Regions from separate parts of the Homo sapiens genome. Here region 1 is linked to region 2. Evidence: read pairs that join two places in POLR2A ChIA-PET (ENCODE). Cell type or tissue: Caco-2. All regions are shown on one strand. Each heading gives the region's core, and the rest is flanking DNA. Links, peaks and the distances in the headings are about the cores only. Region 1 holds the start of LOC105371796 (a long non-coding RNA gene). Region 2 holds the start of LOC124904016 (a long non-coding RNA gene).

Region 1 (11,692 bases), core at 2,065-10,064, 53 kb after region 2:
GGCACCGTGTGGATGTTAGAGTCATTTTGAATGAGGCTGGGTGGACCACAGGCAGTGAGCCAGGAGCTAAAGGTGCCCCAGTGAGGGGGAGTGGCTGGGAGGTGGGGGGCACCAGCACTGGCAGGGGCATGGGTGGTTGGTGTGTTCAGAGGAACCGAGGGGCTGGGCGAGGTGGCTTACACCTGTAATCCAGGCACTTTGAGAGGCGGAGGTGGAAAGATCCCTTGAGGCAGAAGTTGAAGACCAGCCTTAGCAACATAGTAAGAACCCCGTCTCTACACATGGTTTAAAAATTAGCTGTAGCCGGGCGTGGTGGCTCCCGCCTGTAATCCCAGCACTTTGGGAGGCTGAGGCGGGCGGATCACGAGATTAGGAGATCAGGACCATCCTGGCTAACACGGTGAAACCCTGTCTCTACTAAGAATACAAAAATTAGCCAGGCATGGTGACACACGCCTGTAGTCCCAGCTACTCGGGAGGCTGAGGCAGGAGAATCGCTTGAATCCGGGAGGTGGAGGTTGCAGTGAGCCAAGATTGTACCATTGCACGCCAGCCTGGGCGACACGGCGAGACTCCACCTCAAGAAAAAAATTAGGTGAGTCTGGTGGCATGTGCCTGTAGTCCTAGCTATGCAGGAGGCTGAGGTAGGAGGATTGCTTGAGCCCAGGAGTTCAAGGCTGCAGTGAGCTTTGATCACCCCACTGCACTCCAGCCTGGGTGACAGAACAAGACCCTGCCTCTAAAAAAAAAAAAAAAAAAAAAGCAGCAGCAGCCAAGGGTTGAAGGAAGAAGGGTTTGGAATTGGCCTACCTCCACGTCCTGGCAACGAGGTGCTTCCTCTGAACAGGGCTGCTGGGACGCTTCCCCCCAGGGCCAGGAGTGAGAGGTGGGGGTAAGATAAGGATGTGGGGATGGTGGGAGGATAACACTGGAGGGAGGGAGGGTCCCAAGGAGGGTGCAAAGTTAACTAGCTGTTAGCAGAGGCTAGCTTTTCTAGGACGGCCTTTAACCCCTAAACTGCTCAAATTGAGTTTTGCCTAGGTCTTTCCAGGCCAACAACACTAGTCTCCCCCAGTTCACTCCCTTCCTCTACACTCTGGGGCAGAGCCAGGTGTAAACAGCTGAAAGGCACAGGGGGCAGGCCCCATCCCTTCAGCCCTGCTCCTTTGTAGATAATCTCTGCAGGCACCAGAGAGGTGCCACCTAACGGCACAGAAACTGCTCTTCAACCGTCAGGAGGGTTGGGGGAGCCTGGGGCTCTGTATTAGCCACCAGGACCCCCTCATTCTCTGCTCTGTTTGAAGAGAAAGCAGGTGCCTCCCAGAGGGCCACCGCTACCTTGTCTGTGTGTGCAGGTGGGGCCTGTTTAACGTCAGCATTTCCTTTGTCCTGATAGGCTCAGCATGAGATTCCTACCTTCTGGGCAGGAAATGGGAAGACATTGGCTGTGTGATCCATCGTCTTGGCTTTTTCTTTTTCTTTTCCTTTCCTGTCCTTTCTTTCCTTCCTTTCTTTCTTTCTTTCATCAGGTGATCTCAATGGACGCTCTGAACAACTCATTGTCCATTCTCCAGCGCTGGGCAGGAGGGGGGATAGACCCTGGGATAAAGGGGATGAAGCCTGGTCCTGAAACTCCAGGATTTCAACAAGTGATCAGTGGGCCAGAGCTGGAATTGGAGTACAAACAGGGAGGGAGTATGGGATCTCTAAGGAAGCTCACAGGTTTTGTGTCTTCATGGAGTCTGGGCCAGGGGCAACAGGAAGCCTGGATTTGTCTTTCCAGATGGAGGGACTCGCCTAGTGGCCCTGTGACAACTGAGAAAGGCAACACTCCCAGCAATCCCCATCTGAGCATTAGCAACGTATTAGGTCACCCTTTCCAGTGACCTCACCACACCCCTGATGGGTAGGCAGTGCCACAGCTTCCATTTCACAGAGGAGAGAGCAGTGCCCAGTCTACAGCTGGTTTTGGCCCCACAGTAGTGGGCACGTTATGCATCCATTCACTTATGCATTCAAGGAATGTTTATTAAGCACCTATTATGTGCTAGGCACTGTTGTAGGCATTGAGGATGCAGCAGATTACAATGCAAAGAAACCTCCCTGCCTTCATGGAGCTCACACTCTAATGGGGGGGGATAGGGGAGAGAGCTAAATAGTAAAAAGAGCTGACGTGGTTTAACATCACAGACCACCAGGCGCAGTGGCTCTCGCCTGTAATCCCAGCACTTTGGGAGGCTGAGGCAAGAGGATCACTTGAGTTCAGAAGTTCAAGACCAGCCTGGGTAACATAGTGAGACACCCCCCAATCTCTACAAAAAAAATTTAAAAAATTAGCTGGATATGGTTACATACACCTGTAGTCCCAGCAACTCCAGAGGCTGAGATGGGAGGATCGCTTGAGCCCAGGAGTTCCAGGCTGCAGTGAGCTGTGATCCTGCTACTGCACTCTAGCCTGGGTAACAGAACAAGACCCTGTCTCAAAATAAATATAAATAGGCCAGGCACAGTGGCTCACCCCTATAACCCCAGCACTTTGGGAGGCCAAGGTGGGCAGATCACTTGAAGTCAGGAGTTCAAGGCCAGCCTGGCCAAAGTAGCAAAACCCCATCTCTCAAAAGTACAAAAATTAGCCAGTCGTGGTGGTGCACACCTGTAATCCCAGCTACTCAGGAGGCTGAGGCAGGAGAATTGCTTGAACCCAGGAGGCAGGGGTTGCAGTGAGCCGAGATCGTACCACTGCACTCCAGCCTGGGCAACAGAGCGAGACTGTCTCAAAAAACAAAAACGAAAACAACAACAAAAAGAAAAATCAATCAATAAATAATATAAATGAATAAATAAATAAATGTCTTCCTAAAATGAAATATCTAAAGATACTGACTAAAATAGAAATACAACTCCCATGTAACTGCCAAATCCACAAAATAAATAAATAAGATGACTCCACAAATGCTGACCGCCCTGAGGGAGTCTGAGGGCTTATAAAAAGCAAAGGGTTTGGGATTGAAGAGCCAGAGAGACCCAGGAGAAAAGGTCTTGTGCCGGCTTTGAGGAGAAAAGACACAGACTTCAGTTTCTTTTCTTTTTTTTTTTTTTTTTTGAGACGAAGTCTCACTGTTACCCAGGCTGGAGTAGAATGGCGTGATCTTGGCTCACTGCAATCTCCGCCTCCCAGGTTCAAGTGATTCTCCTACCTCAGCCTCCCAAGTAGCTGGGATTACAGGCACACGCTACCACACCCAGCTGGTTTTTGTATTTTTAGTTGAGATGGGGTTTCGACATGTTGGCCAGGCTGGTCTCAAACTCCTGACCTCAAGTGATCTGCCCGCCTCGGCCTCCCAAAGTGCTGGGATTACAGGAGTGAGCACTGTGCCTGGCCAGACTTCAGTTCTTGACGGGAGGAGTGCCAGATAATTTGCAGACATTTAGAACTGCCAAACAGCTAGGAGTGGTGGCATCAGAAGGTGAACGTGGGGTGTCTGATGACAAAGTCTACACACTAGGACTCCACACGCTGCCAGGCTGCAGGGAAAGAGAGGAGAGGGTCTCTGCTAAGGCGGTGGATGTGTGGATGGGGATGGAACAGAGAGGAGACATGCTGGGAAGGTCAAAGTGTTGTCCTATCTGGCATGGACACCCCAGCTTGCGCAGGCAGAGGCTGGGGAACTGCTGGGTTGGAAGGGGGGCTCTATGGGCTGGAGAGGTACATGCTCAGGAGGCCCCTTCTCCCCTGCTGGGGGCCTGGATCAGTCCCTGGGGCCAGGGAGAAGGGAGAAGGAGGGTCCTGCATTCAGTGAGCCGGGCGGGGTTTTGCAAGGAGCTGGCAAGAGAGCACTGGGGATGCCGCTGCCCAGATTGTAGCCACCACAGCCCTTGGGAAGTGAAACTTGTTCAAGGCCAGCTTTCTCATTCGTTTGAGGTTGACGTTCAGTGGCTCTCCTGTTCAGGGAGGCAGACAGAGGCCTGGTGGCCCCAGCCCAGGGCCTGAAACACACTGAAACTTGCGTGGGGGATGTGGGAGAAAGGAGGCCTCCCAGATGACCCCCGCTCCCAGTGGGGATTCCCAGCTGGGTAAGGGGAGGGCTGTGAACTCCCAGGTCCTGAATTCACTGGGTCCTTCTCCTCTAACACCATACCCAGGGGGTAGGGGTGGGGGTGGGGCAGGGACTCTGGACTGGCTTTTGGTAGCCGCTGCACCAGGAAAGATTTTTGTGACTTTCATAGGTCACTTCCCTCCTGAGTACTCAGTTTTCTCATCCACCAAATGTCAGGTCAGGTGATCTTGAAGGTCCTCTGCTCTCCCAGCATCACCAGAAAGATTATTCACCTCAAGCTCTTTCTCTTAGCTCCCAAAAGCAGTCGGCTGGCCGGACGAATGCCCAGGAGGTGTTCTTAAAGATGAGGGTAGGGTCAGCCCGGATCCACCATGACCTGTCTGGGCCTCACCGCAGCTAGACCTACCACCTCCCAACTTGCTCCATTCACTAGCGAAATGGGGAGAGAATGTGGGTGGCTTGGGGTGGGCTGAGGCCTCCTTCATTTTTTTTTTTTTTTTTTTTTTGAGACGGAGTCTCACTCTGTCGCCCAGGCTGGAGTGCAATGTCACAGTCTTGGCTCACTGGAACCTCTGCCTCCCAGGTTCAAGTGATTCTCCTGTCTCAGCCTCCAGAGTAGCTGGGATTACAGGCACGCACCACCATACCCGGCTAATTTTTGTATTTTTAGTAGAGACGGAGTTTCACCATGTTGGCCAGGCTGGTCTCAAACTCCTGACCTCAAGTGATCCTCCCGCCTTGGCCTCCCAAAATGTTGGGATTACAAGCGTGAGCCACCACGCCTGGCTGGGGGTATCATTATTATGCCCCTTTATGGATGCGGGAACTGAGGCACAGAAGGGCTAGGTAACCTACCCAAGGTCACACAGCTGAAAAGTGGCCAAACCAAGGCTAGGGCCTGGGGAGCTGGAGCCCTGAGTCTGGGCTTAGTCACTTGAGATTTCTTGTCTCCCAACAACTGCCTGTAAGTGGTAGGCATTGGCTCTGTGACCCAGGAGGGGAAAGGTCGTTTGCCAAGAAGGATGATGTCTTTGGCTGTAGTGGACAAGGAGAGCTTCCCAGAGGAAGGACAGGAGAGGGAGTGGGACAGACAGGGTAGGCAGAGCCTTGTGTGCAGCCCCGTGAGGAAGACAGGAACTCGGGCTTAGACCCACTGGCTTGTTTCCGGCTGTGACTTGACCTCTCTGAGCCCGGGCTGCTCTGTAAAATGGGTATAACACAGACCCACAGTTTCTTACTTAAAACCTTGGGGCCAGATGTGCTTTGGAATTCAGAATTCTTTAGATTTTAGAAACAATTTGGTGCGTGTATAGAATGGCACCCTCAGGGTACCTGGGACCGCATTCTTGTAATCAAACATGTACTTTTTTTTTCTTTTTCTTTTTTTTTCCATCAGCAAACATGTAAGTATTCACGTGCAGCCAGATAAGTGAAACTGCAACTTAATCTCAGGTTGGTTCAGGTCAGATTTCGCCATCCTGTAAGCTCGGTTTTCAGGCATTTGGGGAATCTGGAATTGAGGAGAGGAGAACGTGGTTCCTTAGGAGATCAGGCCTGAGAATCCCCGCACAGAGAGAGAGGGCGCTTCCTCCGCAGGCTTCCCTGCCTGCTGGGGGCCAGGGAGGAGACCAGCTTGTTGGAAGCGGAGACGTCTAAGGAGTTTCCAAATAGGAAAACCAGCGGCTGCAGGCCTCAGGACGTGGCCGGGCGAGCCGCAGCCTCATCCCGCGAGCGGGCGTTCCTGAGCTGCCTGCACCGTGAGTCACCCGGACGGCCGCGGGCAGCGCGCAGGAATGCGGCCTCGCCAATCGGCGGGGAGCGGGTGGGCGGCGGGCAGGCGAGGGCACCTCCGGGCTGAGCCGCTGCGCGTGACTCAGCAGGGACCCCCTGCGCGGGCGAGCCGGCTGCTGCCCTGCGGGGGACCCACCCGCTGGGACCTTGGTAGGGGATATGGGAAGAAACTGTACACCTTCCATTTGTATTTATTTGTATTTCTTCCTTTTACGTTTAAATTTATTTTCAAATAGGTAGTACCTTCATATGCTTTAAAAATGTAAAGCGGCCGGGAGCGGTGCCTCACACGCCTGTAACCCCGGCACGCTGGGAGGCTGAGGCAGGAGGATTGCCTGAGACCAGGAGTTGGAGGGCAGTCTGGGCGACAGAGGGAGACCCCCCGTCTCGACAAATAAAATAAAATAAAGATATAAAGATCTGGAAGAGATATTTGTACACCCATGTTCATAGCAGCATTATTCACATTGGCCAAAAGGTGGAAGCAACCCAAATATCTATGGAGAGATGAATGGATAAACAAAATGTGGCCCACGCATATATTATTCAGCCTTAAAAGGGAAGGCGCTTCTGTCACATGCTACAACATGGGTGAACCTTGAGGACATTGTGCTCCGTGAAATCAGCTTGTCACAGAAATACGAATACTGTGTGATTCCACTATATGAGGTGTCTGGAGCAGGCTTCTTCACAGAGAAACGGGGGTGCCAGGAACCTAGGGAGAGGGGAAGTGGAGTTCTTTTACGGGTACAGAGTTTCAGTTTCGCAAGATGAAAAGAGCTCTGGAAATGGATGGTGGTGATGGTTGTACCAAAAGGCGAATGTACTTAGCACCACTCAACTGTACACTTAAAAAATAGCTAAGATGGTAAACTTTGTTATGTGTGTTTTACCAAAATTAAAAAGAAAAAATTTAAAGGTACAAAAGTCACTCTCCCAGTCCTGGCCTGCAAGCCATCCACTTCCTTCACCCAAAACACCTAGTCTCACCAGTTTTCGTGTATCCTTCCAGAGCGTCTGTGCAAATCCATATAGGCATGTGTAAGTATAAACATATAAATATAAATCTGCATAATAGTCTATATATACACACCTGTTCCTCTTTAAAAAAAAACAGTGGGGCTGGGCACGGTGGCTCACACCTGTAATCCCAGCACTTTGGGAGGCCGAGGCAGGCAGATCACTTGAGGTCAGGAGTTCGAGACCAGCCTGGCCAACATGGCGAAACCCTGTCTCTACTAAAAAATACAAAAAAATTAGCTGGGCGTGGTGGCAGGTGCCTGTAGTCCCAGCTATTCAGGAGGCTGAGGCAGGAGAATGGCATGAACCCGGGAGGCGGAGCTTGCAGTGAGCAGATAGCGCCACTGCACTCCAGCATGGGTGACAGAGTAAGACTCTGTCTCACAAAAAAAAAAAAGAAAAAGAAAAAGAAAAATTAGCCGGGCGTGGTGGCAGGCACCGATAATACCAGCTACTCCGGAGGCTGAGGCAGGAGAATCGCTTGAACTGGGAGGTGGAGGTTGCAGTGAGCCGAGATTGTGCCACTTCACTCCAGCCTGGGCAAAAGAGCGAAACTCCATCACAAAAAAAACAAAAACAAACAAACAAAAAAAACACCAAAAAAAAAAAAAAAACCAATGGTAGCGTATTCTGTGCTTTGTTTTTCCATTTAAAAATACACCTTGGAGGCCAAGCGTGGTGGCTCACACCTGTAATCCTAACACTTTGGAAGGCCGAAACAGGTGGATCACCTGAGGTCAGGAGTTCGAGACCAGCCTGACAAACATGTTGAAACCCCGTCTCTACTAAAAATACAAAAGTTAGCTGGGCATGGTGGCAGATGCCTGTAATCCCAGCTACTGGGGAGGCTAAGGCAGGATAATCGCTTCTTGAACCTGGGAGGCAGAGGTTGCAGTAAGCAGAGTTCATGCCACTGCACTCCAGCCTGGGTGACAGAGCAACACTCTGTCTCAAAAAGAAAAAAAAAATCTTGGAGACCTTTCTAAACCAGTACCTAACAAGCTTCCTCATTTTTTTTTTAACAACTTCATTGAGATATGATATAATTTACATAAAACACATCCATTGTAAATGTACTATTCAACAGTTTTTTTTTAAATGTATAGAGTTGGGCAGCTATCACCACAAGCCAGTTTTATAACATTGCCATCATCCCCCAAAGTCCTGTTGGATCCATCTGCAGTGAATCCTCACAGCCATCCCAGCTCCAGCAATGACAGATTTGCTTTCTCTACAGATTTGTGTTTTCTGGAAATTTCATATAAATGGAAGCACACAATATGTGGTCTTTTGTGTCTAGCTTCTTTTACTGAGCATAATATTTTTGAAGTTCATCTATGTCGTAGCTCATTTAAGAAGTTTGTTCCTTTTTTGCTTTTTGTTTTTTGTTTTTTTGATACCGAGTCTCACTCTGTCGCCAAGGCTGGAGTGCAGTGGTGCGATCTCGGCTCACTGTAACCTCCACCTCCCAGGTTCAATCGATTCTTGTGCCTCAGCCTCCTGAGTAGTTGGGACGACAGGCGTGCGCCACCACTCCCGGCTAATTTTTGTATTTTTAGTAGAGATGGTGTTTCACCATGTTGGCCAGGCTAGTCTCAAACTCCTGGCCTCAGGTGATTCACCTGCCTCGACCTCCCGAAGTGCTGAGATTACGAATGTGAGCCACTGCGCTCGGCCAGTTTGTTCCTTTTTATTGCTGAGTAGTATTACACTGAATGGATATTTCACATTTTGTTTATCCAGTTACCAGCTTTTGCATATTTGGATGATTTACAGGGTTTTTAAAATGTACAATGCTGCTATGAGCATTCAGGTCTTTGTGTGGCCACATTTTTACTTCTCTTGGGTAGTTTCTGTTTAACTTTTTAAGCAACTGCCAAGCTGTTTTCCAAAGTGGCTGCATCATGTTACATTCCCAACAGCAATGTATGAGGCTTCCACTTTCTCTACATTCTCCACCACACTTGTTATTATTATCTGTCTTTTTGATTATAGCCATCCTGGTGGGTTTGAAATGGTATCTCATTGTGGTTTTAATTTGCATTTTTCAAATAACAAATTGAAATTGAACATTTTTGTGTGCTTATTAACCATTCTTTTTTATTATTGTTAGGAGAGAGAGGGTTTTCCTCTGTCACCCAGGCTGGAGTGCAGTGGCACAATCATAGCTCACTGCAGCCTTGAGCTTCTGAGCCCAAAAGATCCTCCTGCCTCAGCCTCCTGAGTAGCTGGGACTATAGATACACACCACTATATCGGCTAATTTTTTTTTTTTTTTGTAGAGATGGGGTTTTGCTATGTTGACCAGGCTGGTCTCAAACTCCTGGCCTCAAGCAATCCTCCTGCCTCGGCTCCTGAAGTGCTGGGATTACAGGCATGTGTCACAATATCCTGAGCCATGCCAGCCCATATATTTTCTTTGAAAAAAATGTCTATTAGAGTCTTTCATCTTTTTTTTTTTTTTGCAGCGGGAGTTTTGTGGTGGCGGTGGGGGAGTCTTGCTCTGTTGCCCAGGCTGGAGGGTAGTGGCACAACCTTGACTCACCACAACCTCTGCCACCTGGGTTCAAGCGATTCTCCTGCATCAGCCTCCTAAGTAGCTGGGATTACAGGCGCCTGCCAGCACACCTGGCTAGTTTTTGTAATTTTAGTAGAGATGGGGTTTCACCATGTTGCCCAGGCTGGTCTCAAACTCCTAGCCTCAAGCAATCCACTTGTCTCGGCCTCCCAAAGTGCTGGGATTACAGACATGAGCCACCACGCCTGGGTTGTTTTGTCCATCTTTACATTTAGTTGTTTGTCTTCTTATTATCGAGTTATAAGACATCATTTTAAAAAATAGGTCAGTCATAGTTGATTGTATGCATGGGACGTCATTTGTTTAACTTGTTTCCTATTGATATCTCTTAAAATTTTCGTTTTATACGTATTTTTATAATAGGCATAATATATTAATGCAATAGTTTATGTTCCTGACATAAATAAGCAAATACAATTGGAATACATCCTCAAGTTAGTTTGCTGAGAGGGATCATTAAGGCCTGGTGACCCCTGACCTGAGCCTTCCTCCCCCTCCCCCCTCTCCCCGCCTGCCCCACCCCGTCCATCAGGCCCTTTCTAGCAATCTCAAGGTTTGTAGAAACCTTGTTAAAAGCCCTCTTTCCTGGCAGCCTCTGACCTCCAAAAAGTCTGATTGGGATCCCCTAACTGATGAGGGAGGCTGAGGCTGAGGGAGTCCACCCAGGGTAACATCGGCACGGTCTGAATCACAGGGCTTTCTGGAATGACCCAGAGGCCACCCCTTCCTTAATTTGGGAAGCTCCAGGCTAGAGGACATGATGAGTGTTCATGCTGAGGTTCTCCTGAGTCCAGCAGCGTGAGGCGAGCTCAGAGCCCAGGAGTGTGGTTCGGGATGGTGCTGCCCTCAGCCCCCATGCTGCGTCCTGACCCCCCGCCCATCCATCTGCCCAGCCTGTCAATGTGGACTCACACACACCTGGTGTCACCTCAGAGCAATCCAAAGTAAAAGACCCTGCTGGTCCATGTCTCCCCTCCTGGTGGTTCCTTCATCTCCATTATCTTCTTCTTCATCATCCTCATTGTCACCACGTACTGCAGACATGTCCCATGCCTGTAAGTGACTTCTGGGATACTGTTTAATCCTCCAACAAATCCTACGAGCTGGAGCTTATTAGTTCTCTATTGCAGAAGAGAAAACTGAGGCTCCGGGAGGCTATGGGACTTCTCTGTCCCATCTTAGCAACAGAGGTGGAATCCACAGTCCACACCTTTGACTGGGACATGGCCCTACCCACCCTTCAGGGGCTGAGAACTGGCGCAGACTCAGCCTTCAGCTGATTTTCACCTGATTCTTAGCAGACGTCTTGGAAAAACCTCCTGGTGACATAATAAGAGCAGTGTGGCTCCAGGGTCGGGGAGGAATTTAGGGGGTGAGAATTGGGGGTGCCCCCCCTTGCCCTGAGCCAGGGCAGCTGCAGAGAAAGTACTATTCAGGGCAGGGCAGGAATGGACCCTGGAGAGCCTGAGGGTCCCACAGGGAGAGCACGCTGTCTACCCCCAGCACAGCCCCCGCCTCTCCTGGGGCTCAGCAGGCAGAGGGGAGAGGGCAGGTTCAGCCCAGAGAAGAGGGACTGTCACAGGTACCAAGCTTGTCTACTTTGGCAGGAGAAAGCTAAGGTCTGTAATCACACTTTCTGTTTTCACTTTTCTTCCATTTCTGAGTAAGCATTTCTATTGGAAAACTCCAGACTTGTCTGAGCTCAACGAAAGGAAAAGGGATCTGTGGGCACCCAGAGCAGGCCAGGGGTGGGGGTGGGGAGCCGGGCCCCTGAGTGGGTAGTATGCGTTTCCAGGGGCTCAGATCTGATGATCCCATCCTTGGCTCCACAAATTCAATCCATGCCCCTTAGCTTGGCATTCGAGGCCTTTCCTTCATCTGGCTTCAGCCCCTGCTTCTCTCTGGCTTACATCCAGGTTTCTGCTCACATTGTTCCCTATGCCCACAATGCCCTTTCCTCCCATCCTAAGAGATCCAATGCCCAAACTCTGGTCATCCTTCAAGGCCCAGCCCAGATGCCTCCTCCTCCATGAAGCCTTCCTTGACCCCCTCAGCTGGACATGACATCTCCCTCTTCTGAATTCCCACAGCCCTTGGTTCATACTTCTCTGAGGGCGTATTCCATTCTCCCACCAGCAGCAGACCTTGGTTGTGACCCTACCCAGCATCCTTCCTCCTTCTGATCAAAACACTCCAATATTCCATGAGAAATATCTGTCGCCCACCTTCAGACATGTGGTCCAGA
Region 2 (11,692 bases), core at 2,110-10,109:
CGTCTGCGGTGATGCAGCTGGGGAAGGAAAGAGAAACCGAGAGAACCGGTTCCCCTGCATTGGCAGCGGAGGCCTCTACAGCAAGGCCCTCGGACTAAGGGGGGCAGCGACAGCCCCCAGGTAGAGCTGTTCGCTCGGCCCCCTACAGAGCCCACATTCCAACTCTGACCAGGGGGTCGGGGCGCAAGCTGCTGGAGGGAGGCAGTGCTACGAGACCCTCTGCTGATTCTCTGCGGGCGGGAGGCTTCCAGGCGGGACAGAGCCGGGGAGCGGCAGTAAATGGGGTGTTCTTCCTACTTGACTGACGGAAAACTAAGGCGCAGTCAACTATTAAGCAAGCGTGGTGTCGACCTTAGAGCGGGCAATCACCCCTCGTTTTAAAGCCAAGGCTTCCCTCGCAGTCGATTTGGACCAAGACTACCCACAATCTCCCCACCGCAGGACTGAAGCAAGGGTCAAATCTTAGAATCAACCCCACAGAACGAAGGGCTGTCCTAATTCCAGCACTGAGTGTAAGAATGGAAGCCTTACATGTGATTTTATGCAAGTTCCCATTTTAGAGATGGGAAAACTGAGGCCCGAAGGCGAACGGCGAGTGCAGGATCGGGACTCGAACCCAAGTCTGTCCCCGAGTGCGGGGCTATTCCAGGCTCGGTGGTCTTGACCTCCGCGGCCCTCCTTCTTGTTGCCCGCAGGAAAACGCCGCGGCTGCGATGGCGGCGGACGTGGTGGGGGACGTGTACGTGCTGGTGGAGCACCCCTTCGAGTACACCGGCAAGGACGGGCGCCGCGTGGCCATCCGGCCGAATGAGCGCTACCGGCTGCTGCGGCGCAGCACCGAGCACTGGTGGCACGTGCGGCGTGAGCCCGGCGGCCGCCCCTTCTACCTGCCTGCGCAGTACGTGCGCGAGCTGCCCGCGCTGGGCAACCCTGCCGCCGCCGCGCCGCCAGGTCCCCACCCGAGCCCCGCGGCCCCTGAGCCGCTCGCCTACGACTACCGGTTTGTGAGCGCGGCGGCGACCGCGGGCCCCGACGGCGCCCCCGAGGAGTCCGGAGGCCGAGCCAGCTCCCTGTGCGGCCCTGCGCAACGCGGCGCCGCGACCCAGCGCAGCAGCCTGGCGCCCGGCCTGCCAGCCTGCCTGTACCTGCGGCCCGCGGCGCCCGTGCGGCCCGCGCAGTCCCTGAACGACCTGGCCTGCGCCGCCGTCTCGCCTCCCGCCGGCCTCCTAGGAAGCAGCGGCAGCTTCAAGGCCTGCAGCGTGGCGGGCTCCTGGGTGTGCCCGCGGCCTCTGGCGCGCAGCGACTCAGAGAACGTCTACGAGGTCATCCAGGACTTGCACGTCCCGCCGCCGGAGGAGAGCGCAGAGCAGGTACCTCCCCGGGCGCTGGGGCGCGGAGGCGGGTGGCGCGCTAGGGACCGCGCCCGCACGGAGCCGGGGCGCAAGGAGACCCGCTCCGCTCAGCGTCGGGCACGACGCCCACCTCTGTCCGAAGACTTCGGATGAGCTCCCTCTCCCCAACCGCGAAACGTGAGGGGTGCACGCCCGCAGTCCCTCATCAGCAATTCCCAAGCTCCAAAGCTCCCTGGAAGCCCAGAGGCTTTTCGTAATCCAATTGGTGGCAAAATTGCGCTTGAACTGATGTGAGGCTGCTGATGGTCTTTATTTATCGCACTTGTGTGAATATTCATGTTTCGCTGCAGAAATGCAAATGAGCTCGATGGTCGGCTGCTGCCCCAAGCCCTGCTGGGAGGTTATATAACCTACTGCAGGTGTGTGCCCCATATTATCTTTCCAAGTCCCAGCTGTTCTGTATTCCGAAGCGCATCTGGGCACGGAACGGGGGATTGCGGGCCTGCCCCGGCCCAACCGACTTGCCCGTCTCCCAGGAGTCTGGGGTCAGATGAGAGGGTGGATGTGAAAGTCAGGCGTCTGCTTCCCTTTGAGGGTGCTTCCAGCATTTCAGTTCCTTTTTTTAAAGAACTCTTGATGGGTTTGTTTCAGAAAGACGTCCGGTTAAGTGAGGTTGTTTTTTTCCCCCTCTTCAGAGTCCAGTTGTGTTCATCTGGGAAATCGAAAATAGAGCACGTTTTAAAAACAGGTCTTACATCCTCAGAACACTCTAGGCGACCCTGACATTTTGAACTTTAGGAACTTTTCAGAGAGGGGCAGCCCGAGGGGAAAAAAAGATGCTCAGAACCGTTCTGCCATCTGCCACCGGCCGTGTGATGATCTAGGGGCAGTTCTTTTCCTCTCTTAGGGTCTCGGTTTGTTCTTTAGCCCAAAGGGAGGGGTTGGACAGATGACCTCTGATCCTCGGGAGCCTCTGATTTCTTTCGCTGTACCTGATGTCATTACCATGAACACTGATGCCCACTATGTGCCAGGACTGAGTCCGGGATGCCCAGACGAAGGAGACACGCCTCCGTAGGCCCGCTGCTGGGTGTTCCCTCCGCCCGACTCGTTACAATGCAGAGCTCAGGTTTTGAGACTAGGGAAAGGGGAACTGGATTCTGCTGGGTCACCTGCCAGCTGCTGACAGCCACTTAACTTACACGCGAGGACGTTCCCCCAGGCCCAGCGTCCTCTGGTGTAAGCACAATACTTAAGGATTAGGGTTGTGAGCCTTAAACGAGGTAAGGCTTCGAAGCGCTTGACAGCAGCAGGGGGTCCACCCAGGCTGTCTGGGTAGTCCTGGTTTGGCTTCCCTGGGTCTCCGCCGCCTTCACTCAGGCTTCTGCAGCGGTAGCCCGCCGCCTTGTGGCCAGGGTGGGGAACGGCACCCGGCGGGCGGGGCTGGGCACTGCCACTCTGTCCTAGTGACGGTGGGAGGGTGCCTGCCCATCTGAGCAGAGCCCCTGGAGGTGGGGGAATGGCCTTGCTCTTTGAACCTCGCATCTGGCCCAGGGTCTGGCTCAAACAGAGTGCACAGAGAGTGTGTGTTGAGAAGCGCAGAGGTGCGGCAGCCCTTTACCTATGAGCCAGGGCTCTGTAGGTCTGCAAGGGCCAACACCCCAGGCCCCAGGACCAAAGAGGAAGGAGACTGCCCAGGTCCTGACATCTCCTGAGAAGACAGATCACCCCGGCTGCCAGGGCGCCTGCCAGGTGGCCCCTCTGCCCATCCTTCCTCCAGCTCCCAGCAGGTTCCCAGTTGCAGTGGCATATGGAGGGAGGGGCACCGATGATAGGGGTAGGGGACTTACCCAGGGGGGGAATCTAGGACATTGGCCAGAGACAGGCAGCTCTCTGGCCCCACTTGTGACCTCCACAAGTCGCTTTGCATCTCTGGTCCTGTTTCCTCCCCTGTGCGATGTGTGCAATAATACCACGTTCCCTGCCACAGAGCTTTATTCAAGAGGCAGCTGTGGGTCTCCCTGGTGCTCCACCCCCAACAAAGTCCAGGGTAGGGAGTTGGCCCTGCCCCCGCAAGGGAACCCCATCCCTGCTCTTAGTTGTCCCAGGCAGAGTTTCCCCACCATGATCCTCCAGGCCCATTCACTCCTTCATTAGGCATCAACTAGCTGAATACCTGCCAAGCCCTGGTGAGCCTTCGGATCTGGAGAGGACTGAGGCACAGCCACGATCCTGGGGGACTCACCCTCTTGGATAGGAGGCCAGCAAGAGAAGACATGGGGCCGGGGCTCAGAGTGGAGCATAGGGTTGAGAGTGGGTGCCCACCCGGGCAGGGCCTCGTGGGCCCTTGCCAGGAATGTGCACATTATCCTGCAGCCGCTGTGAGGCTTTTAGCAGAGACAGGAATGGGATTGAGAAAAAAATCCCTGTGGCCAGGGCTTCAAGAATGGCTGAAGCTCTTGGTGGTCTCGTGGGCATGTGTGGAAACAGAGGTTTGGGAGATGGATGGGCAGGGTCTGGGGGCCGAGGGAGGTGGGAGGGAAATCAGGTTGAGTTCTAGATTCCCAGCTGGCACTCGTGGGCAGACAGTGGTGCTGCTTCCTGACGGGGGGATGACTTGGGGAGGAGCAGAGTGGAAAAAAGATGGGGCCCACCTGGATTTAGGTGCCAAAGGGAAGAGAAGCATGAGAGTGCTGGCTCAGAGGCCAAGAAGTGTCCAGAAGAAGGACGCACAGGAAGGTCATGTGAGAGAAAGGCCGTATAACACTTACCCTAAGTGACCACTAGACGCTCAGCTGGTCAGGGGGCTGCTGAAGGCAGAGGGCAGTGGTCAGTAGTGAAGTGAGGGTGCGAATTGAGTGTGTGGACAACGGGCAGAAGGAGAGAGACACAGTGTGGCCAGAGGGGGTGTAGGGTCATGGATGGAACCGTCCCCAGGCTCAGGTGGGTGGGCAGGAGATGGGGAGGCTAAAGATGGGGAGAAGGTTGTTGCTGAGAAGGGATCTCAGAAGAAAGTGGGTGCAGAACAGAGGGGGCAGGATGTGGGGATGGCATGGCACGGGGGCACTGGGGAGTGTGTGGGGATGCCCTTCTGTCAGGCAGCAGCTCAGGGCTTAGGGCAGGCTACCAGACAGGGCCAGGGACCCCCAGAACAGAGGAGCTCCTGCCATGGATGGTGTTTTACAGCCTTGTCACTCCCCATGCACTCTAATCGCGCATATTGAGCACTTGGGGTGGGCTGGTCACTGTGCTGGACACTGGGGACAAAGTGTGGTAAGATGCAGTCCCAAAGGGGCTAACAGTCCTGTGGGCTCTTGCTGAAAGGCTTGTAACCCAGGGTTAAGCTCCCAGCAGCTTGGAAGGCAGGCGTAGGCACCTCCATTTGCCCTGAGTACAAACAGAGGTTCAGAGAGGTTTAGTGACACGACGAAGCTCACACGGCCAGGAAGTGGCTGTGTTCAGGACAGTTCCAGGCCCCCTGACCCCAAGCCCCACCCTGGCCAGCAGGTTCAGTTTCAGCCTGGTGGCCTTTAGGGTTGGCCACCCTGTTCCCCTCAACAAGAACAGTACAAGCTGAAGGCAGGCACATGCTCCTTCTTCTGAGCGTCCTGCGTGCCCAGCCCTGTTGTGGAAGAGTTGATGTCCCAGGAGGGACATCTCCTGTTCTTTTGCTGCCCAGGAGAGGGCAGAAGCAAACCCTTCTGAGAGGGGATAGAGGGAGACGGGGGAGGTAAGCAGGGATGACTCCTCCTCTCCCACAAAGAGGCCACTCAGGGAGCTCTGGGAAGCCAGGCCAAAGCCAGTGCAATAAAGGGGCCTCTGAGACTCTTCCCTTGGTCCTGACTCTGGGATTTCAGGGTGCGGTCACCATCCCCGCCCAGAGGTGGGAAGGCCCAGGCAGGTGGAGCTGGCCTGGAGCCCGCCCCTGCTGCTGGGGCATTGGCCGCTGGGAGGGAAGTTCCAGCCGGGCTGCTGCACCTTCTTATACAAGCAGCCCCGGAGGCGCCGCACATGAGCAGGCAGCCCCGACTGGAAGGAGCCCGGGGCCCTCATTCCTTCTCCTCCACTGGGAACTGAGTGAGTCCTCGCCCCTGGGGGACTAGGGGGTGGCCACAGCAGTTTCCCCAATCTCTCCCCTCCCTTTCCCGAATCCTAAAACCCATCTGGGGGCCCCTCCCCTCTGGATCCAGGCCCAGCACCCACTTCCTAGGACAAACTCCAAGGGCAGCCCGAGGCCACTGTGACTGAGAGAAAGGAACTGGCCTTGGGACAGACCCTCCTGTCCCCCTTCGGGGCCAGCTAGGGGGACTTTGGCAAGGGGTGTTGGTAACAGCAGGAAGCTGAGGCCAAGTTGAAGGGACTCTAGCTAGCCCCTTGCTCGTACTCCCTCCTCCGGCACCCCCCACCCCCAACCCCCAGGTGGGGCAGCCACCCTGGGGTGGCCCTGCTGGTTTCTTTACACCTGACCCAGTTCCCTCCCGGTGACTCACCTGCAGCCCCAGGCTGTCCCAGGAGCCCCTCTGCCTGCCTAGGACCTGACTTAGGAGACAGCAGCTTCTTGGATCTCCCTCCCACCCTCACCCCACATTGCTGTCCACCCAGAGATCTCCCTGCCCACCCCCCGCACCCCCTGGCTCTCCTGCAGGCCCCATGATCTCTTCAGGTCTCGCTGGAGCCTGTGCCTGGCTCTCACCTCTTAGTCCTTGGCTCCCTTCAGCGCCCAGGGGCCTGCGATGGGCCCCAGGACAAGCCCACCTGCCCCCTCACTTTCTTCCCAGGCCTCAGCAGTTGACCTCACTCTAGACCTGTTTTTTGTAATGTTTATTTCAATGGTTTTGCGGAGCAGGTGGTGTTTGGTTACGTGAATAAGTTCTTTAGTGGCTATTTCTGAGATTTTGGTGCACCCGTCACCCGACTGGTGTGCACTGTACCCAATGTGTAGTCTTTTATCCCTCACCCCCCTCCCACCCTTCCCCCACTCCCAAGTCCCCAAAATCCATTATATCATTCTTAGGCCTTTGCATCCTCATAGCTTAGCTCCCATAGACCTGTTTTCTCTGCCCTTCCTAGAGCTGACTGCGTCCAGTACAGGGAGGGGTGGGCATCAGTACTGAATGCCAGCCTGGATGGGTGGTCAGTGCCAGGCCCTGGGGAATGGGAAAGTCCATGATCGTGACCAGGGCGTAGCTGATGATCAGGGATGTGGTCGAGTCTCCATGCCTGAATGTTAGGGAGATTGGGAGCTGGATCTGTGCCGGGGAGTGAGAGGTCAGTGGCTGTTGGTTCATATTGAAGGGGAAACAGGGCTGCCAGGACTAGGGCTCTGGGGCACAGGCACAGAGGTGCTCTTGCTAAAATTTGGGAAGCTCTGTTTCCAGATTGCAGAAGGATTCTGGTGTTGAGGGAACTTCCAGAACTGTTGCCTGAGCCGGGTGAGGCCTGCAGGACCCTTCTGTCCAGCTGAGGCTGCTGTGGGTGCCCACCCTGCCTCCTTGCCCTCTCCTGGCTGGGGGTCCCCTGTGAGGCATGAAAGGAGGGGGGCAGGGGCCCCTGCCCAGGCCTCCATGTCTGTCTAGGGACTGGGCCAGAGAGAGGAAGCAGAGGTAGCAGAAGGGCCTGCCTGCAGAATCATCCCAGCCTCCCCCTTCCTTTCTCCTCCTTGGCCCAGTTAAATGTGTAAATTACTATTCCCTCCCTATAAAAATAGCTTAACTCCATTACAAATATTTGAATAATAGGAGGAAATCTCAATCGAATGACTGTGAGCATGTTGGTTTCTTCCCATTTATTCTGCCTTCTTATGCGTATCTCTTGGGCAGTTCCCGTAGAGACATCACAGTGTAATGACGATTGTGCCTTCTGCTTTTTCATTTACCATATTCACCTAGTCAGTGAATGTCAGCCGCTGTACTGGGGGCTAGGGAGCAATGAAAAATAAAGGATGGTTCCTGCCCTCAGGTAGCTTACTGTCCAGGAGAAATTGAACAGCAGATCCAGTTATGATATTGTATGGCATGGCAGTTATGGTATGGAAGATATGATATGATATGATATGTCTGCAGAGAGCTGTTGGGGGCATGTTGGAGGAGCTGCCCTCCCAGAATCTTGTTGGCAAGAGGGAAATCCAGGAGTGCTTCCTGGAGGAGGAAGGTGTTGGCAGAGTTGAATTCGAAAGGTTTCTACAGTTCCCGCTCATGAAACCCTCTGGACCGGGTGCCTTTTTCAGTGGCAGATTTTTTTTCTCATCAATGGTAATTAGTTTATTTAAGTTTCTACTCACCTTCTAGTTAATTTTGGCCATTTTATATTTTACTAGGAAAGCATTCATTTTCTCCAGATGTGTAAACTCTCCACTTTTAAAATTTATTATGAATTTCTTTGTGACCAAGTAAATGATTTTGCTAAGTTTTTCACAGACACATAAGAAAAATGCGTATTTTCTTTTTTTATTTTTATTTTAATTTTATTTTTTTGAGATGTCGCCCAGGCTGGAGTGCAGTGGCGTGGTCTCGGCTCACCGCAACCTCCACCTCCTGGGTTCAAGTGATTCTCCTGCCTCAGCCTCCTGAGTAGCTGGGATTACAGGTGTGCGCCACCACACCGGGCTAATTTTTGTATTTTTAGTACAGAGGTGATTTTGCCATGTTGGCCAGGCTGGTCTGCAACTCCTGACCTCAAGTGATCCACCCACCTCAGCCTCCCAAAGTGCTGGGATTACAGGTGTGAGCCACCACGCCTGGCCGGAAAAATGCATATTTTCTATTTAAGGGATATAAGGTACTATCTGCATCAAATCATGTTTATTGATTGTATTATTCAAACTTTCATTTCCTTTGTATCCTTTGCTTGGGGGCAGGGGTCTTTTACTCTAATTCTGATAGAGATGTGTTATGTTAAACCTTCCTCTCACATTTTCTCTATAAAGCTCTTCTGGGGCTTTTCCTAGTTTTTGCTTTTTATATTTAACTACGACGCTGTCAGGAGGATGCAGATTTCGAGCGTTCTTTCGTTACAAATTGTGCTTTTCTATCATTACGTGGTGTCCCTCTTTATCCTATTCTAGTGCTTAACCTTAAATTTCACCCTTCTATTGTTTATATGACCACTCCTTATTTTACTTTATCTTTTTTTTGTACTTGCTTAGCATTCTTTTATTTCCTACTATTATCATTTTTTGAAACTACTAATTTCTTGTATATGTCACATCACTGTTTTGTTTTGTTTGAGATAGGGTCTCCCTCTGTTGCCCAGGTTGGAGTGCAGTGGTGTGATCATGGCTCTCTGCAGCCTCAGCCTCCCTGGCTGAGGCAATTCTCCTGCCTCAGCACCTTGAGAACGTGGGACCACATGGCCCACGTGCCACCATGCCCAGCTAATTTTTTTTTTTTTTGGTATTTTTTGTAGTGATGGGGTTTCTTCGTGTTGCCCGCCACCACTGTATTTTTATTATTTTCATGGATTTTTGTTTGTTTTTTGAGATGGAGTCTCGCTGTGTCACTCAGGCTGGTGTGCAGTGGTGCGATCTTGGCTCACTGCAACCTCCGCCTGCCAGATTCAACTGATTCTCCTGCCCCAACCTCCTGATTAACTGGGATTACAGGCACACGCCACCACATCCAACTAATTTTTGTATTTTTAGTAGAGATAGGGTTTCACCACATTGGTCAGGCTGGTCTCAAACTCCTGACCTCAAGTGATCCACCTGCCTCACCCTCCCAAAGTGCTGGGATTACAGGTATGAGGCACTGCACCCAGCCTATCACTGTATTTTTAAACCCAAGCTGACTCTTTGTCTTTTAGTGGGAGAATTCAATCTGTTCACATTTCATTTAACAATTGATCTACTGTACTTGATTTGATTACCTTTGGCTTATTTTACATTTATTGGTTTATCTTGCAGTTTTTTTCCCTCTGATCTGGTTATCGATTTCCTTTTTCTTCCTGTTACACTTTCCATTTCATTATTGGCAGCTGTCCCTTCTCTGGGGTTCCTAATCAAACACATATTCTTTAGCACATGCCTCGATGGGGATTCTTTTCTCAGCACCCTCATTTGGAGCTTACAGAACCTGTCACTCTGTAGACTCCGGTCTTTTCTCAGCTTAGGAACATCTATTTGTTGCTTGATTTGATTATTGTTTCTTTATTTTTTATTTTTTTGAGACAGGGTCTACTGTGCCACCCAGGCTGGAGTGCTATGGCACGATCACGGCTCACTGCAGCCTCGACCTCCTGGGTTCAAGTGATCCTCCCACCTCAGTCTCCTGAGAAGCTGGGAATACAGGCGCACGCCACCGTGCCCAGCTAATTTTGTTTGTATTTTATGGAGAGACAAGGTTTCACCTTGTTGCCCAGGCTGGTCTTAAATTTCTGGGCTCAAGCAATCTGCCTGCCTTGGCCTCCCAAAGTTCTGGGATTACAGGCATGAGCCACTGCGCCCGGACTGTTGCTCGATTATTGTTTCTTTTACCTTTTCTTTCCTTTGCATGTGAGCGCTCCCAACTGGGTCCCCCCCAGTTTATCTTTGGTCTCTTTATTTCATTCTTGTTGTACTTTTGCTCTGAGGTTTGATGTTTCTTCTTGACCTTCCAGGCTGCAAATTTGAATCTCAAGAGTGAATTTCTTCTCCTTCAACTAGTACAATGACATATTTTAAGTTCTAAAAATCAGTCTTTTTTTTTTTTTTTTTTGAGATGGAGTCTTGCTCTGTCGCCCAGGCTGGAGTGCAGTGGCATGATCTCGGCTCACTGCAAGCTCCGCTTCCCGGGTTCACGCCATTCTGCCTCAGCCTCCTGAGTAGCTGGGACTACAGGCGCCCCCCAACATGCCCGGCTAATTTTTTGTATTTTTAGTAGAGACGGGGTTTCACCGTGTTAGCCAGGATGGTCTCAATCTCCTGACCTCATGATCCGCCTGCCTCATCCTCCCAAAGTGCTGGGATTACAGGCGTGAGCCACTGCGCCCGGCCAAAATCAGTCCTTTTTTAAAACTCTGCTTGATTTGAGTCTCCTTAAGAGTTTGTATTCAAATTGTAATTGCATTCTCCAGCCCCTCTATTTTGCCAATAGCCTTGAATTTATTTTACTAGATAGTATTTTTACAGGTTTTTTTTTAAATCAAAGCAATATTTTAAAGTCTATAGTAAAAATGTCACATGTACACTGTTTCCCTGCTCTGTTCTCCATCAACTCAAAAGTCACCACTTTCATTCATTCTTTCTTCATTCTTCCAAAGTTTCTGAGTACAAACTAGTATAATTATGTATCTGATTACTTAATTTTCTCTCTCAAGCAACACCGTCCTATGTGTAAAACAAGGTAAAAAACAAAACAAAACAAAACAAAAACCTTGTTTACTTTTTATTTCTTTGACAATGTATCTTGGAGATTGTACCTAGAGAGGTTCTGTCTCCTTCCCTACAACTACAAATAATCCATTTTACCAGTCTCCTGTTGACAGGCATTTGGAATATTTCCCATTTTTTGCTGTTACAACAATGTCATAATGAATACTGTTATATATGTACAGGTAGAAGTAGGAAAAATTGCAGAAGTGGGATTTTGGGGTCAAAAGATAAATATTAGATATTTGATGAGTATGTCCCATGAGGCATATACCAATGTGCCCTCACCAACACAAATTAGTGTCTGGTCCCCAAAGCCTTGCCAACTGACTGTTGTCAAACTTTTGTTTTCTGCCAACCTGACCATAAAATGTATTATCTTAAGGTACTTTAAATTTGCATTTCTCTTTCCAGTAAGATTATCTTTTCATATATTTAAGGGCTGTTTGTTCCCCCCCTTTTTTTTCTGTGAATGGTCTATTTATATCCTTTGCCTGTTTCTGTATTGGGTTGTTGGGCTTTTTTCTTATTGAGTTCTAGTAGCTTTTTCTATACTAGGGAAAATAATCCTTTGTCTATTATTACATGAGTTGTAATTCCCTCCCCCACCCTGAGTTGTCTTTTGACTCTGCTAATAGCATTATTTTGCCACACAAGTTTTCTTAAAATATACTTATGTAGTCCAATGTATCACTCATTTATTTTATGGCTTTTATATTTTGCATCTTTGTTACAAAGTCATATATATATATATATATATATATATATATATATATATATATATACATACAGCATAAGTCTTTTATATATATACACACACAGCATAGTATATATTGTATATATTTATATGTACATACAGCATATTGAAGTCTTTTATCTATATAAAGAGACACATATATAAAATATATAGGCTTATATATAGGTATATACATACAGCATATTAGATTTTGTTTTCTTCTTTGTATTTATGGCTTCGTTTTTAAAAACTTAAATCTTT

The links. ChIA-PET counts read pairs that join two places held together with the same protein. Peaks named below come from ENCODE experiments on the same cell type or tissue, not always from the same donor. Only the 100,000 strongest peaks of a DNase experiment are listed, where the experiment ranks them.
Region 1: POLR2A ChIA-PET joins it to region 2 with 10 read pairs; 5 of 35 experiments call an interaction of 5 or more read pairs at or near these places.

Annotation. Positions count from the first base shown.
Region 1 is chr17:45,365,985-45,377,676 of GRCh38, reverse strand. It overlaps LOC105371796 (a long non-coding RNA gene), which reads left to right and starts at 11,155. Exons shown (of 3, transcript XR_934786.3): 1 at 11,155-11,692. RefSeq lists enhancers at 3,208-3,779, 3,780-4,352, 5,011-5,660, 5,620-5,914, 5,661-6,309 and 2 more. In Caco-2, for the core only: no CTCF peak of the experiment used is centred there; a DNase peak (open chromatin) is centred at 5,766; H3K4me3 peaks cover 898 bases.
Region 2 is chr17:45,419,301-45,430,992 of GRCh38, reverse strand. ARHGAP27 (Rho GTPase activating protein 27) reads left to right here. Exons shown (of 20, transcript NM_001282290.2): 4 at 696-1,370. The coding sequence starts at 714. It overlaps LOC124904016 (a long non-coding RNA gene), which reads right to left and starts at 2,430. Exons shown (of 2, transcript XR_007065825.1): 1 at 2,345-2,430; 2 at 1,644-2,064. RefSeq lists enhancers at 338-838, 839-1,339, 4,951-5,521, 6,266-6,770, 6,771-7,277. In Caco-2, for the core only: CTCF peaks have their summits at 2,772 (motif pointing left) and 5,028 (motif pointing right); DNase peaks (open chromatin) are centred at 2,752, 5,192 and 5,812; H3K4me3 peaks cover 1,907 bases.